Linked DNA regions of Mus musculus: region 1 is linked to region 2. Evidence: chromatin loops called from intact Hi-C (ENCODE). Cell type or tissue: left cerebral cortex. All regions are shown on one strand.

Evidence for each region. Peaks named below come from ENCODE experiments on the same cell type or tissue, not always from the same donor. Only the 100,000 strongest peaks of a DNase experiment are listed, where the experiment ranks them.
Region 1: it touches region 2 in a loop (2.0-fold over the local background); 3 of 42 quality-filtered maps call a loop at or near these places.

What each region holds. Positions count from the first base shown.
Region 1 is chr12:113,990,284-113,998,283 of GRCm38, reverse strand. It overlaps Igh and Ighv14-2. Among named protein-coding and RNA genes, the nearest start is that of Adam6a, 450 kb to the right of the region's middle. In left cerebral cortex, no CTCF peak of the experiment used is centred here; no DNase peak of the experiment used is centred here.
Region 2 is chr12:114,120,111-114,128,110 of GRCm38, reverse strand. It overlaps Igh and the pseudogene Ighv12-2. Among named protein-coding and RNA genes, the nearest start is that of Mir7094-1, 350 kb to the left of the region's middle. In left cerebral cortex, no CTCF peak of the experiment used is centred here; no DNase peak of the experiment used is centred here.

The DNA.
Region 1 (8,000 bases), 130 kb after region 2:
TTCATATAATATTACATGTCATTTTATTGTCTTGGCTTTTAGGTACTGGAAAACCTCTTAGTGTACTCTTCTCCCTAGGAGACTATTCTATAAGCAAATTATATATTTATATGTATATATTTATTATATATTATAGATATACCATTAATATAAATATATATTCTAAAATAAATTATATAAATACAGTAAAGAAGCTTCCAGCTCTTATGTTGCCAGCAATCCTTCAACTAGGGCTTAGAATTAACAATCCTGCATTTTGATATGTTATGGCTTACAGTAATGGTTGTAAGGTATTGTAGTTAGAAGTTTCCTCTCTGATTGGAGATAACAACATATATCTGTGAGTAGTGATGTTCTGAGTGATCTCAGCCTGACTGATTCTTATCTGTGAACACTGCAGATTCCCCAAAGGTCTTAGAGTAGTTGAATTATTTCTTGTTTAGAAACGTTGTAAGAAGCTTTATTCTTTCAGATGCAGTTTCTTCATCTTATGTAGTAATCCCTTTCAGTTGATCATTGTTTTTCCCACTGATGGCATCTTTACCTGAAATTACTAAGAACACCAAAATCTCTGAAGAGTCTCCAGTTTTGTAATACTTAACTCTTCTTGTTTGTATTTAAATGGTATTTTATTTGGAATACTACATATTGGACTTTTTATATTTTTCATCCAGGTGATTTGACAAACTCTTTCTACCTATTGTTTAGCATTGCTTCCAGAAAACTAAACTGTGAAAAACTAGCAATAAAATGAAGCTTCTTAGTGTGCATTTCCATTTTATTGTTTTTATTTCTTTTTCTGCCAAAACTTAGACTGCTATCATACATCTTCTTTAATGAATTATTTAATGATTCTTTATTTATCCCTTTCACTGATTGACTTTATATTTACAAAGCATTTTTTAAGCTATCTGATTCTACCATAACTGCTCTCATGCCTTCCAATATAGTGCATTCATTACAGATGTGTAAAAGAGCCCCTACCACTCATTTACCTATTCACCTTTGCCTGGCATAAAGTTTATGATGTGGTTATTTCTTGAGTTCCTGAGTTAGAGATTACTTGCTGAACACCAAGTTGACTTCTTTTTGAATATGAGTTGTTGAAATATTCACATACTAGTGTTTTTCTCAGACGTCAGCTTTCAATTTTAGCAGTTTTGAATTCCAGTGTTGCTTCTCTTCTCACACATATTCACACTCTGCCTCCATGTTTCACCAATTGCATATTGAACCATCTTAACTTTGATGCTTGTTATTACAGGTAAACTTGAGCTGATGGTGAGAAAATGTTGCCCTGTGTGGGTTGAATTTAATAAAAATTAAGCTTCTGATGTAAATGCCATTGTTCATATTCTGTTTCTTCCTGTGTATAAATAGTGGGCAGACCTTCAGCTTTATCAGCTTTGTCATTCAAAGAACACTGATCTCTGATGACATTGTAAAGATCATCTGATTTGTCTACACTGCTGGAACCTGGAGCTCATTCAGTTTGAGGGTTGAGACTACAGGAAAGGTGGCCCATTAACTGGCCAAATTTGGGATCCATCTCAAGGCAAGGGTTCAAGGCCTGACACTATCATTGCTGCTATGGTGTGCTTTAAAGACAAGAGCCTAGCATGGCTGTCCTCTGAGAGGTCCAACAAGCAGCTGACTGATACAGAGGCAAATACTTACACCCAACCATTGCACAAAAGTCAGAAACCTAAGTGTTTTAATTAGAAAAAGATCGGAAAAGCTCTGGAGGAGGATCACCCCGCAGGAAGAACAGCAATATCAGCACACCTGGACCCCTGAGATCTCTCAGAAACTGGGATACCAACCAAGCAGCATACATGAGCTGGTCTGAGGCGTTTTCTGTATCCATTCCCTCTTCCACAAATACTGTGATTAATTTCTCAACCTTTTCATTGCATCTTTGATCATTTTATACTTGTGTATAATGTGGTATTTTTATAACATTGAAAAGTTTTACTTTTCCTGGATTCCTACAACCAAACTTCATACTGAGATAAGTTCCTTATCTTGAATCCTGTGAATACCCTATCAATGGTGTGCCTGGTGGTGTAGACATCTCACTGACCATGCTGCTGTCTCCTAAACATAGCCCACCAATTGTTTTGGAGGTGATATGATGATGCTAATTTTGTTTGTTGTAGTGTATGCGCAACAATGGCATCACTCAACCAAGAAATTGTCCTTACCTTTACATCTTCACCACATCCAAACATCTCCTTTTTCTGACTATTTAGCTAAAGATTTGTGATGAATAAACCCTTGGTTGCTTAATATACATTTTTGGGATGATTTAAAATTGGAATTTAGTTAAATTTCTTTAAAAATACAGAAGCATTTTAAAAAATCTGTGTATTTGTTTAGTTTTTGTTTTCTTGTGAATGAGTTGAGTTGCCTGTATATTTGTATGTAGGCTCATAATCTCATGAAAGGAAATTACAAGGGACAAGCAAATATATTTTTTAAAAACAAAACTAAGAATTTTATAAATGTTTAGAATTTTTTTAAAAAGTATATTGTACACTGGACATATTTTCTTCATTATATTTCCTTGACTCTATTATTCCCATTTGGCCATTAATTTCAAGTAGACAGTTTGATTTCAATTTTATTACATATTTGCATTCATAATTGTTGGTAGCTGTACAATATCCACAAATGAGGGGCTCATATACAATATCTCTGTTTTCATAAAGGTCTTAATTTACCTAAGAAAGTTGAGTTCCTTAATCATTACAGAAGAATACATTCTGCTGTGTTATAAGAATAGCATATTTAGTTTATACAATCATTTGTTCACAGAAGTGTTGTTTAGCTCAGTAATTTAGTTATTACAGAAAATGCTGAATAAATAAACATTTGAATGCACATATTTCTGAGGCATGTTCAATTGTTGTCACTTGTGTAATATTTTAGTATGCAACCTTCTGGAAAGGCCACTATTAATTTCAAGTGTATGAAAAAAGATTGCAAATTCTCATAAATACGTTTTTAAATTTCCAGTAACCATTTTCTCTGACTGGTTCTAACACCAATAAATTTTATCACCAAGTCAAGTGAGTGTCTCAGGTTAGGATTCTATTTTTTAAAATGAAAGATTAAGCTTTGATATTGTATCTAAGTGGTCTGCACATGTCTCAGCGAAATTTCCTCAGACAGAAGTAGGATTTGGTCCCCAGCATCCTGTTGACTGACCCAGGTGCACTCAACTTCCTTCTTCTCCAGCCAGAATGTTCTTATGTAAGAAAGATCCTGCCTCATGAGTATGCAAATCATGTGAGACTGTGATGATTAATATATAGGGATATCCACACCAAACATCATATGAACCCTGTCTTCTCTACAGCCACTGAATCTCAAGGTCCTTACAATGAAATGCAGCTGGATCATCTTCTTCCTGATGGCAGTGGTTACAGGTAAGGGGCTCGCAAGTCCCAAACTTGAGGGGCCATACACTCTGTGACAGTGGTAATCACTTTGTTTTTCTTTCTCCAGGGGTCAATTCAGAGGTTCAGCTGCAGCAGTCTGGGGCAGAGCTTGTGAAGCCAGGGGCCTCAGTCAAGTTGTCCTGCACAGCTTCTGGCTTCAACATTAAAGACTACTATATGCACTGGGTGAAGCAGAGGACTGAACAGGGCCTGGAGTGGATTGGAAGGATTGATCCTGAGGATGGTGAAACTAAATATGCCCCGAAATTCCAGGGCAAGGCCACTATAACAGCAGACACATCCTCCAACACAGCCTACCTGCAGCTCAGCAGCCTGACATCTGAGGACACTGCCGTCTATTACTGTGCTAGACACAGTGTTGCAACCACATCCTGAGTGTGTCAGAAACCATAGAACCGCAGGAAGCTGCCTGAGACTAAGATGACAGACAACATTATTGTGTAGATTTGCTCAGAAATAGTCATTCTGAGTGTCCTTAAGTCTGCTGCCTCCTCCTCAGATTTCTATATGGTATTTGTCAAATTTGCAAAAGGGCATCTCCAAATGATGCTGATTTGGGATCTTCCTAAAGTAGATTAGAGTAAGCTATATTTTGCCCAGCTCTTCACTGACATGTTATTGTTTAATAAAAGAAAAAAGATATACTGTTGAAATATATAATGAAATGGATATCCTTCAAGTCTAAGAAATTTTAATTGTTGCTGAACTAGATACAAATAAACTATATTATGAATATAGCAAATAAAGCCCAAATCAACAACATGTGGGCAAAGAAAAACCTCTTTCATAATCCATTGATGTGTCTGAAATAAGAAAACGCAGGTTTTTGAATAGGATCACTGTAGATTTGGGCATAGTTAATTTACTTCTCCTGTAGAATCTTATTTTATAACTTTAACTAAAGGTATTAATACATCTAAATGTAAATTGCTTTGGGTAGTAGTAGTCAAATCTTTTATTATTTTGGGATTAGGGATGAAATTGCATGCCATGCTATGGAGCCCTCTGTGTACAGAGTCTGCTGCTCTGAGAACAACTGGCATTCTGCTCAGGTAACATTGAGGACAGAGCAATGGGATTCTTAGTTGGACATGTAAGAGGTCTGATCTTGGCTTCAGCAGCCCTAGGTGCTCTATCTCTTCTTTCTTGAGACTGAATTAATTTTTACCAATATTGTGTTAACATTGACTGGAACAGTAAAATGTCTTTTCATATTTTCAGCTATATTAGAGGAAAATTTACTATAATGAGGATGATTAGCAGGTTTTAATTTATATTATTTTTTAGATATAGCCTTTTCCCTCCACACTGGGACCATAGAGGAAGACACAAGAATATTAGCCTAGCTGAGCCTTATGCTCCAAAATTTTGCATGATTTTATCATAGCATTATTAGTATGAGTAGTATTAACAACTTTTTAAATAGCTTATGAAAGTGACAACAAGGTAGAAACAGCTTCAATATTTTTTTCCTAAATACAAATTCTTGAAGATGATCAACAAAATCCTAAAGAGTTCTGTAGATTTGTGTCTGATATTAGGAAAGAAGCCTAAAGGAGGATCTTTATTCCAATACTTATAAGAGCTTTTGTATTAACCAGTTGAGAGGGGTAAATTGTTTGAACTCTGTTTGAAAATTTTCATGGATGATAGACTATTGATAAGTAATTCTGAGGGAGGGGAGTGTTCCTTCCTTTGGTTATGAGCATCAGTGAGCAGGCATTCATCTATTACTAAAGCCACAGATTAAACTTATGGGTGGTGAGAATTATTTCATAATAGCTTGCTAGTCGAAGGGTTTCATTTCACACATAGTTTTCATAGTGTCTACTATTCTTGTAATGAGATGGCTGTCAATCCAATTCTGTATAATACTTTTTTGAGATTATCATCTGTGGCCAATGAGGACTTCATGGGCAGGATTTTGTCATATTTCACAAATGACTGAAAATATTGCTCCCTGAAAAGTTTCTTAAGTGTATTTTAACCCACACTCCCCACAGGAGCCTCCACTCCCAAGTGCTCTAGCACACCTAGGATCTTAGGATCACAGTGAGTAAAGCACTTCTGTTCCAACACCACTGGGAGTGACTGGAAACAGCAGGATTCAGAGAAGCAGTAACCCTGCCCAACCAGTGGCTCTGGTTCCTTCAAGTCAGCACCACTCTAAATTGGTCTCAAACTCTAGGGACAGTCCCACGGTCCCCATAGGAGTCTCAACTCTCAGGTGCTCTATCACCCAGGATCCAAAGATCTCAGGTGTTTGGTCACACCAGGATCTCAGGGACTCAGAGGCAGCATGACACCCAGGAATTCTGATACACCCAAGGGCAGGGAGCACTTGCAATAATCCGATGGCAGGAGTCAAGCAAAAGAACAAAAGCAACAGAAACCAAGGTGACTTGGCAACATCAGAATTTTCCAAGCAAATGGTCCCAAGAAACAAGATGGAATACCATTCTAATATCAAATAAAATCAACTTTCAACTTAAAATTATTAACAAAAGATAAGAAGGGATACTTCATACACACCAAAGATAAAATCTACCAAGATGAACTCTCAATTCCGAACATCTATGATCCAAATGCAAGGGCATCCACACTCATGAAAGAAACTTTACTAAAGCTCAAAGCACACATTGCACTGCACACAATAATAGTGGAAGACTTCCAAACCAAACTCTCATCAATAGACAGATCATGGAAACAAAAGCTAAACAGAGACACAGTGAAACTAACAGAAGTTATGAAACAAATGGATTTAGCAATTATCTATATAACATTTTATTCTAAAAAAAAAAGGATATACCTTCTTCATAGCACCTCATGGTACCTTCTGCAAAACTGACCATATATTTGGCCACAAAACAGGCCTCAACAAATAGAAGAAGATTCAAACAGTCCCATGCATCCTATCAGGTCAGCACAGACTACGGCTGATCTTCAATAACAACATAAATAATAGAAAGCACACATATACCTGCAAGCTGAACAATACTCTATCCAACGATAACTTGGTCAAGTAAGAAAGAAAGTAAAAATTAAAGACATTTTAGAGTTTAATGAAAATGAAACCACAACATACCCAAACTTATAGGACACAATGAAAGCATTCCTAAGAGGAAAAGTCATAGCTCTGTGTGCCAGCAAAAAGAAACTGGAGAGACCATACACTAACAGCTTGACAGCACACCTGAAATCTCTAGAACAAACAGAAGTAAATTCACCCAAGAGGACTAGAAAATAAGGAACAATCAAACAGAGGGCTGAAATCAAAGAAGTGGAAACAAAAAGAACTATAAAAAGAATTAACCAAACCGAGAACTTTTTCTTTGAGAAAATCAACAAGATAAATAAACCCTTAGCCAGACTAACTAGAGGGCACAGAGATAGTATCCTAATTAACAAAATCAAAAATGAAAAGGGAGACATACAACAGAGATTGAAGAAATCAAAAAAAAATCAGATCCTACTATAAAAAGCTATACTCAACAAAACTGAAAAAACTGGGATGAAATGAACAATTTTCTGACAGATGCAAGGTGTCACATTAAATAAGGCAGATTAACAACCTAAAAAGTCCCATATCCACTAAAGATATATTAACAGTCATTAAGAATCTCCCAACTAAAAAAAAAAAAAAAAAACAGGACGAAATGCGAAATGTGTTTAGTACAATAGTACAAAGTTCTATCAAAATTTCAAAGACCTAATAACAATACTCCTCAAACCTTTCTACAAAATAGAAGCAAAAGGAACCTTACCCAATTCATCCCATGAAGCCACAATTACTCTTATACCTAAACCACACAAAGACCCAACAATGAAACAGAGCTTCAGACCAATTTCCCTTATGAATATCGAGGCAAAAATACTCAATCAAATCATTGCTAACCGAATCCAAGAACACATTATAATGATCATCCATCATGATCAAGTAGACTTCATCCCATGGATGCAGGAATGGTTCAATATATGGAAATCCATCAACATAATACACTATATAAACAAACTCAAAGAAATAAAAGTATATAATCATCTCATTAGATGCTGAGAAAGCATTTGTCAAAACCAAACACCTCTTCATCATAGAAGACTTGGAAAGTTCAGAAATTCAAGGCCCATACCTAAACATAATAAAAGCAATATACAGCAAACTAGTAGCCAAGATCAAACTAAATAGAGAGAAACTTGAAGCAATCCCACTAAGATCAGGGACTAGACAAGGTTACTCACTATCACCCTACCTATTCAATATAGTGCTTCAAGTCCTAACCAGAGCAATTAGACAACAAAAGGAGATCAAAGGAATACAAATTGTAAAGGAAGAAGTCAAACTACCTCTATTTGAAGATCATATGATAGTATACATAAGTGACCCCAAAAATTCCACCAGACAAATACTACACCTGATAAACAACTTCAGTAAAGTATCTGGACATAAAATTAACTCAAAAAATTCAGTGGCTTTCCTCTACACAGTGGATAAACAGGCTGAGAAAGAAAATAGAGAAACAACACCCTTTACATTAGTCA
Region 2 (8,000 bases):
GAATATTCTCCATGCAAATTATTCTTCAGGCTCTAGATTTAAATATCACTCTTTCCTGTGGTAGCTCATAAATCTTGCCCAGAAAAGACTGGTGTCTCTGGGGAAGGCAGCATTGTTATCTAGAAGATGAGACTACTAGGGTTTCTCCTGTGCTTGGCAGCAGCTCTGAAAAGTGAGTGTCACTAACTAGGTCTCCTGGGTCACACATAGGTTCTTTGGGGGCTTATGACTTCAGGTAACTGACAGACAAATCTGTTTTCAGGTATTCTGTCCCAGATTCAGCTTAAGGAATCAGGACCTGCTGTCATCAAGCCATCATAGTCACTGTCTCTCACCTGCACAGTCTCTGGATTCTCCATCACTAGTAGTGGTTTTTGCTGGCACTGGATATGCCAGCCCCCAGGAAAGGGGTTAGAGTGGATGGGGCGCATATGTTATGAAGGTTCCATATACTATAGTCCATCCCTCAAAAGTCCCAGCACCATCTCCAGAGACATATCACTGAATAAATTCTTTATCCAGCTGAGCTCTGTAACTGATGAGGACACAGCCATGTACTACTATTCCAGGGAAAACCACACAGTGAGGGACCTTTGTGTGAGCCCAGACATAAACTTCCTGCAGCAGTGCTGAAGACCAGTAGGGGACTCACAGTATGTACTAAGTATAGGCTCATCTCCATGAGCAAGATAAATTCCAGCTTATGCAAAAGAAGAAATATAAATATGACAAAAATGTAGTTTTAGATGCCATGCTGGACTTATATCTCAGACAGTCTATAGGTCATACATATAAGATAGATGAGATATATAATCTCGTTCTTTATATATTCAAAAGTTATGATTTAAGATAATATTTTAGTATTCTTGAAAATTGTGCATGTATAATTCTTTCCTCTTAGTGTCCTCAGTTACTACTTGTTTCCACATAAGGGTGTAAATACTTGAAGACTTATATTTAATAAATTGCTGCAAATAATATTCTTATTTCTAGTTAATAAATAAATAAATAAATAAATAATGCAAATGTGACTATTAATAACCTTTCAAACTTTCTAGTTACAACCGCACCTTAAGAGAAACAAAACACACACTCATGGAAGGAGTTACAGAGACAAAGTTTGGAGCCGAGACAAAAGGATGGACCATCTAGAGACTGCCATATCCAGGGATCCATCCCATAATCAGCCTCCAAACACTGACACCATTGCATACACTAGCAAGATTTTGCTGAAAGGACCCTGATATAGCTGTCTCTTGTGAGACTATGCCGGGGCCTAGCAAACACAGAAGTGGATGCTCACAGTCAGCTATTGGATGGATCGCAGGGCCCCCAATGGAGGAGCTAGAGAAAATACCCAAGGAGTTAAAGGGATCTGCAACCCTATACGTGGAACAACATTATGAAATAATCAGTACCCCGGAGCTCTTGACTCTACCTGCATATTTATCAAAAGATGGCCTAGTCAGCCATCACTAGAAAGAGAGGCCCATTGGACTTGCAAGCTTTATATGCCAAAGTATAGGAGAACGACAGGGCAAAAAAGTGGGAGTGGGTGGTTAGGGGAATGGGGGGAGTAGATGGGGGACTTTTGGGATAACATTGGAAATGTAAATGAGGTAAATATCTAATAAATAAAAAAAAGAGAGAAACAATTGAAAGTGCAATTAGTCACTGCCCATGTTACATGAATACTGACTATATCAGTCAAGTATTTGATATGTTTTGTCAACAAGTTGTTAATTCTAAGTATAAGATATTGTGAAACTTTAAAACTTTAACTTCCTAAAAGACAAAGAAGGGGGAAATTATATCCCCGTGCATATTATTTAGTGCACTACCGTGCACACTATTTAAATCATACTTTTATTTTAGAATTTTGAAATTTGGATGTCAAAGAATTTAATATATGCCTATAGTATCTTAAAAGGATCTACTTATTGGCATATGGCTTGATCCTAAACATCTACCTTATTAGGGAAGGGAAAACATAGGTCCTCTCCACAGATCGCTGCAGAAGCATGATGGTTAATTCGTGTGACAAGCTGGCAGGTGAGTTGGCTCAGTGACCTGACTGAAGTGACAAGGAAGCTAAATTGGGTACAAGTTTTTGACCCGTCCTAATATCCCAATATTAGAGAATCCTATTGCAGATAGCTAAAAATTTTAATTACCCAGCAAAGTTAACTCAGAGCACATCCTCCACTCCCAGAGAAGCTGCAGTCTTCCTGCAATTCTCAAAGCCAGCCCCCCCTCCCAAGGAGGCCAGAGACTGAGCTTGAACCTTGCTAATTTGCAATTGAATAAAGTACCTGGACTTTCCCAAAAGAAGCTTTGTACTGTTACCTTTCACTGTCTGGATTTTGTTTTTCAAACAGGTCAGTCAACACCTTCAGCCTTACTGCAGCAGGCATGCATCCCTGCCCCCAAGAGCATGCAGGTGGCAGCTACTAATTTTCATTGTAAAAGCATTCCATCACATAATGTGGCTTTTGGTCTGTTTTGGGATTAAGGTTTGCTATGAGGGCTAGAAAGGCAGAAATTTCAGATATTAGAAAAAGTTGTTTTTATTCTCATAAGATGGGCTTAGTCTCTTATCTGGTCTTCAGTTTTCCACCCTTGCTGATAATGCAAGGTCCCCTTGGTCCTCAGGCTGTGGAGATATTAGGGATGAGGATGGTGACCTCCAGCTCCTAAATTAGCCTAAGAGCCAAAAACTGTGGTGTTACAAGTGGCATGATTGTTGTAAAGGCCTTGATGAATCTGAGGTTGACAATTCTCCCTTAGGAGATGCACAGTAATCAGAACTGTGCATGCAGGTTCATGATAATATGAATCCAGTATGGGCACCACCATGAGTACGAGGCTAAGCACTACAGGGGAATGTCTAACTTGACCATTTCTGAGTTCCCTGAGAGACACACCCAGTTTGGATGGAGGTTGGTATCAAGTTATAGTTACAACCAAAAGAATCTTTCTAAGGCTCTGCCTCCCCTCCCCAAATGATATCAAGAGCCATGATTGTGGGTCGTGACAGCACCCTTGGGAGGAATTGGGTCAATGCTCCCCCAGCCATGGTTAATGCCAGCTCATCCAAGGATGAGAAGATCATTTGATCACCTCAGTTAAGTGTGGCCTTATCAAATTCAAAGGCAGGAGAGGTTGGAGATCAAACAGTGATAAGGCAAGCCCTTTACAGCCTCCCATCCTAATAAGCCAAATGGCCTTGTACTAAGGAGCCAGTTGTCACCCCTCCTTCCTGTTCCCTGCCTGTCACCCAAGGCTGTTAAGGAGGATCCATGTACTCTCCTTTAGAGTTATCTTATTATAGTGCCTTTTAAGATTGAATTCTGATATAGTTAAGTCTTTGCCAGTGTTCCAAAGTCATAGAAAGACAATGAAGCTGAGAACTTGGAATTCAGTAGGAATTCAGCAAGGAAGTTACCTATTCAGTAACTATTTAGCATTACAAAAGACGGAGCCAAGAGCTCAGGGCTAGTCTACAAAATGATTACTAGGACAGAAAGGACAGTCATAACAAATAAGGGTTTACTATGAGAAAAGTTAGGGAATACCACTGAGACAGGTTTCTTCATTAGACCCTAAGAATTCAGGCAGAACTATACAGCATAAATAAATGTTATTCCTCAACCCAGACTTTCTTTTTTATATTAACAACAGGGAAAGCCCAAAATCAGGCTGAACAGGCTTGAATATTATCACCAGGGGATCATCAGGGGTGGAGCCTGCCACCCTATTGTTCTGCCAGTCCCACTGCTACTACCTGCCACTTAGCTGTTCCAGAGTATACACGTGGTCACCTGCAGCTGGACTCTGAAGATGATTTGGCAGGAATGGGCTCGTCCCCCTTCTTTATAAGCCAGAGTTTCTGAATATTAAAATTGAGCTTTGATCAGAATCTTGTCTTAGCTCAATCCTTTCTCGATCCGCCTAGATTACCTCTTTTCTTCCAGATTCCAAGATGTCTTCCAGGCTCAAACCCAGACATATGAGCTGCCGGCCAGCCTCAACACACAATGACACTTTTATTTCACTGCCACCTCTTCAAGCTTTCTAGTATTTAGTGAGAACTAATTCACATGTCCTCTGAGAGATTGCAGTTTTTGTTATAAATAAGTGAAATCATGTCATATTTCTAGTGTGAAAAATTTTAAGGCAGAATTGATATCACAATCCGTGGTTTCCTTTTCCGGAACAAAAAACCTACTGAAGATCCTTCCCATGACATGGCTGGGTTATGGATCACATGTCGGTTCAGGTACATGGATGCTTGGGAAGCAAGTTTCATGGAGTTTGACTGCAATTATCCCATACTTCCTGGTAAATGTTGGGTTGTAGGGAAGCACCAAGGCACCACACAGTGGTGGGAAAGCACAGTCTGAGACTTGGGAATGCTGGAGATGGCTCAGGGGTCCCTGGGCCAGCAACAAGACTGAACTATGGGTTTCTTAGGCTCTTGGAATCCACATGACTCTGAGAGTTGGGGAAGACCTGAGAACACAGTGAGAGTCTATGGACAGGATCTAGCTTAGAGCCTAGGATAAAAATGGAAGCTCTTGCCGGTTCCATGATGATTGTTCTTGGCTTGATGGGTAGCAGGCATGGTCATAATTGTAGATGGGAGTACAAAGATGGACTTCTAGTGGCATTGTGGGCAAAGGCCTGCTCCATTTTTCCCATAGCAGATCCTGATGAAAACAGACAGTCCATTGTAGTGAATTCTTTACTGTCATGGTCGAGAGTGGATGCATAAAACCATATCCTACTTTTCAGGGTGGACCTGAGATTAAGTGATATCTGCAAGGGGGAATGTCAGTGAAAAGAATCTTATTTGCAACACACTACAGCCTCTAGGTCACCCAGTAGAATGAACATCATTCTCTGGAGCCTATGTGACCATAGGTCATTTCTCTTTTTTATTACATTGCTTTGGGAAGTTAGGGATGACACATCTACATGTAGAAGGTCTTGCAGCTGAGCCTTTATATGACTAATGGCCAAAAATCTATGAGGGCTGTGGCTATGTGACAGGGGCCTCATGTGCAGGATCAGGCAAAATTCCTTTAGGGTCACCTGGGCTTCAAAGCCTTTATCTTAGACAAGGACCAGGCTACCTTGCAGGGTTCACAGCCCCACACATCATCACTGAAAAAAATCTTGATTTGCTTCCTAACCTAAACATATATTCCTGTATTTATATCATTTGGAATTTGTACAAGTACTACATGAATATAATGTGTTTCGACTCCTTCCAATTCCTCTCCCACCTACTCATTAAGATTTCCTCCCAACTCTATGTGTGTTTCTTTTTTTTTCTTTTTTTATGTTTCTTTTTTTAAAAAAATAACTGACTTTAATCTATGATGACAGTGTGAATGTGGGCATACAACTATATCCTGGAGGATGGTTAGTTTTTCAATGCCCACATCACTAAAGAATACTAACTTTTCTCAGCAGTATCAAAACCCAATAGTTCTTCAAGTAGGGATAAGACTTCATGCCCACCACCTTACATTATGATGCAATATTGCCTGGCGTAACTCTTTCTAGGTCTGTGCTTACTGTCAACATCCCTGTTACATACAGAAAACCCTGTTTTACTATAGTTATCCACTGTCTCTCATTCTCCCAGTGTTTCTTGCTCTCTTCCAGGATGTTTCTTAAGCCTCAGCAGAAGATAATATTGCATAATGACAACACAAATTTACTGTGATCATCACAGTATTTCCTAAAAATATATTTGTGGGAATTTATACTGGGGATTCAAGGAAGAAAGATCAGTTGTATTTTCTTGTTTGCTTTTAAGCAAAAACCAGCTATGTTTTGTTTTTCTATCATGAGCTTAGAACTTCTGACTCTGGATTTTCCAAGCTACAGAAGATACAGAGGATACACTGCTGGAAAGTGCAGTCATTGGGAAATCACAGAACAAAAAGCATCATGTACAGCTCCAGAAATTCAGAGAATGTCAAGTTTTCCCTGAGGTTTACATCTTTGATGGCACAGGTACTATATAGTTACTATATAGTTATATGTGTACTATATAGTTAGAGTCACAGTGAAGAGACATCAGTGTTGTCAAACAGCCACCATTACACACACACAAACACACACACACACACACACACACACACACACACACACACACACTTTCTTCACTTCATAGATTCAGCAAGGCAACTTAGGAAATGTCTTGATTTTTGGTTCTGATATAACATTACATTGTCTAAATCTAATATTTTCTGCTATGTGTGCTGGTATTTTTATCTGTTTAGTTACTAAGAAAAGATATATCTAGGCTTTACAAAGGCAGAATTTCACTTTCCAAAAATAGAAATGACTCTGCCATTGATAGCAGGGTTATAGTTGATAAATTTCACTCACACAGTGGGATGCTGTAATTTAAACATGGTTTTGGCACAGATTAAACTAGCAAGTTGTATAAAAGTTCCAATGACTAGAAAACCTATTGGTTTCCCATCTGACCTGGCTCTTCTTATATCTGAGAGGACCATAGGATGAGAGCTGATTGGGGTGTTTGTGTTTCTGTCAGTAAAGATATTTTCATCCTGTACTGTCATTCCATGTTTTCTGGCCTTTTCCCAGGAGATCACATGATGCCCAGGAAGGGTATACCCATTAGGTAAAGGTTGTGAGAAATTTCTTAAGCTCTTGTGTCCACTGTCCTTCTGATGTTCTCTGTGCAATATACACAATGTCAACACTATTAGGTACTTCAAATAAAAACCGCAAATTGGGATAGAGTAAAAGTGAGACTCCTTTATTTGCGAATATTGAGGGAAATCAACAGAAAGAATGAGCATGATATGAGTGTTCTGTTGTTGTTAGATTTGAACTGTACAGGCTAATGTATGTATCATAGGGTGATTTCAGGTCGAACAGGCTTGATTTCTCAAGGAAAACTAAAGCTTCTGTCTTCCACATAATTCAAATTTATGTCTTCTCTTAAATATCACATTAACACAGATGTTTTAGGACAAAATTTTTGACTCAAAAGATATGAATAAATCCCTATAATCCTGTCTAGTAATCAATTTAGAAAACCCCTAAGTGTGGATGAGATTAACCACATTGAGATACATTTCATCAGGTAAAACAAGAAGGACAGTGTGCTACTGTATACTATGATTTAAAAATGACATGTCTGCATAATCAATAGGTTTTCTATTTTCTTCTTGAATTGCAACAGTAAAAAGGAAAAGCCAAAATAAATCAGAGTTGTGCAAAGACTGAGGAGCAGGGGCAGAGTGGAATTATCATGTGTGTTTCTTGACTGTACCCAGAATTCATTCTTCTCATTTAACCACATAAATGTCCTGGGACACCAGGTGCTATATCAGAACCCTTGCATTGAAGGACACAAGAGCTGACTGGCATTTACAGTTATTTTCTACTATCTCTTGGAAGTTACAGAAAGAGAAATGATACAATTCAAAATCTTTCTCAATCCAAATGAAGACTGTTTACGTCATTGTAGAATGAGATGCTCATTTGGAAAATTAGACATTAGAGAACTTTCTCATGAAGACACAGTTCCAAGCCTTATCATGCTGTGTCTCTTCAAAAATCTTTAATATTGTCATCTTTAGGTGCAATGTTTGTTAGATGTCTGTGAGTTATGTGATGTCTATAAGACATTAAATTTCCCTTATATATGTGAATATATATCTTTCAGGGCCTGGGTTACTTGTCTCAAGATTATATTTTCTAGTTCTATCTGTTTGATTTTTGTTTTTGCTGTTGTTCTGTTTTGTTTTACAAACTAGATAATGTACTCTTAAAAGCTGAATAATGCTTTTTGTGCAATTTTACTACTTTTTTTTAAACAAAATTTTCAGTTCAGGTACATCTAGGTTATTTCCAATATATAGCTATTATTGTTAAAACTGATATGAATGTAGTTGAGCGGATGTTCTTGCTGTAGAATGGAGAGTCTGGGTATATGCCAAGGAGTGGTA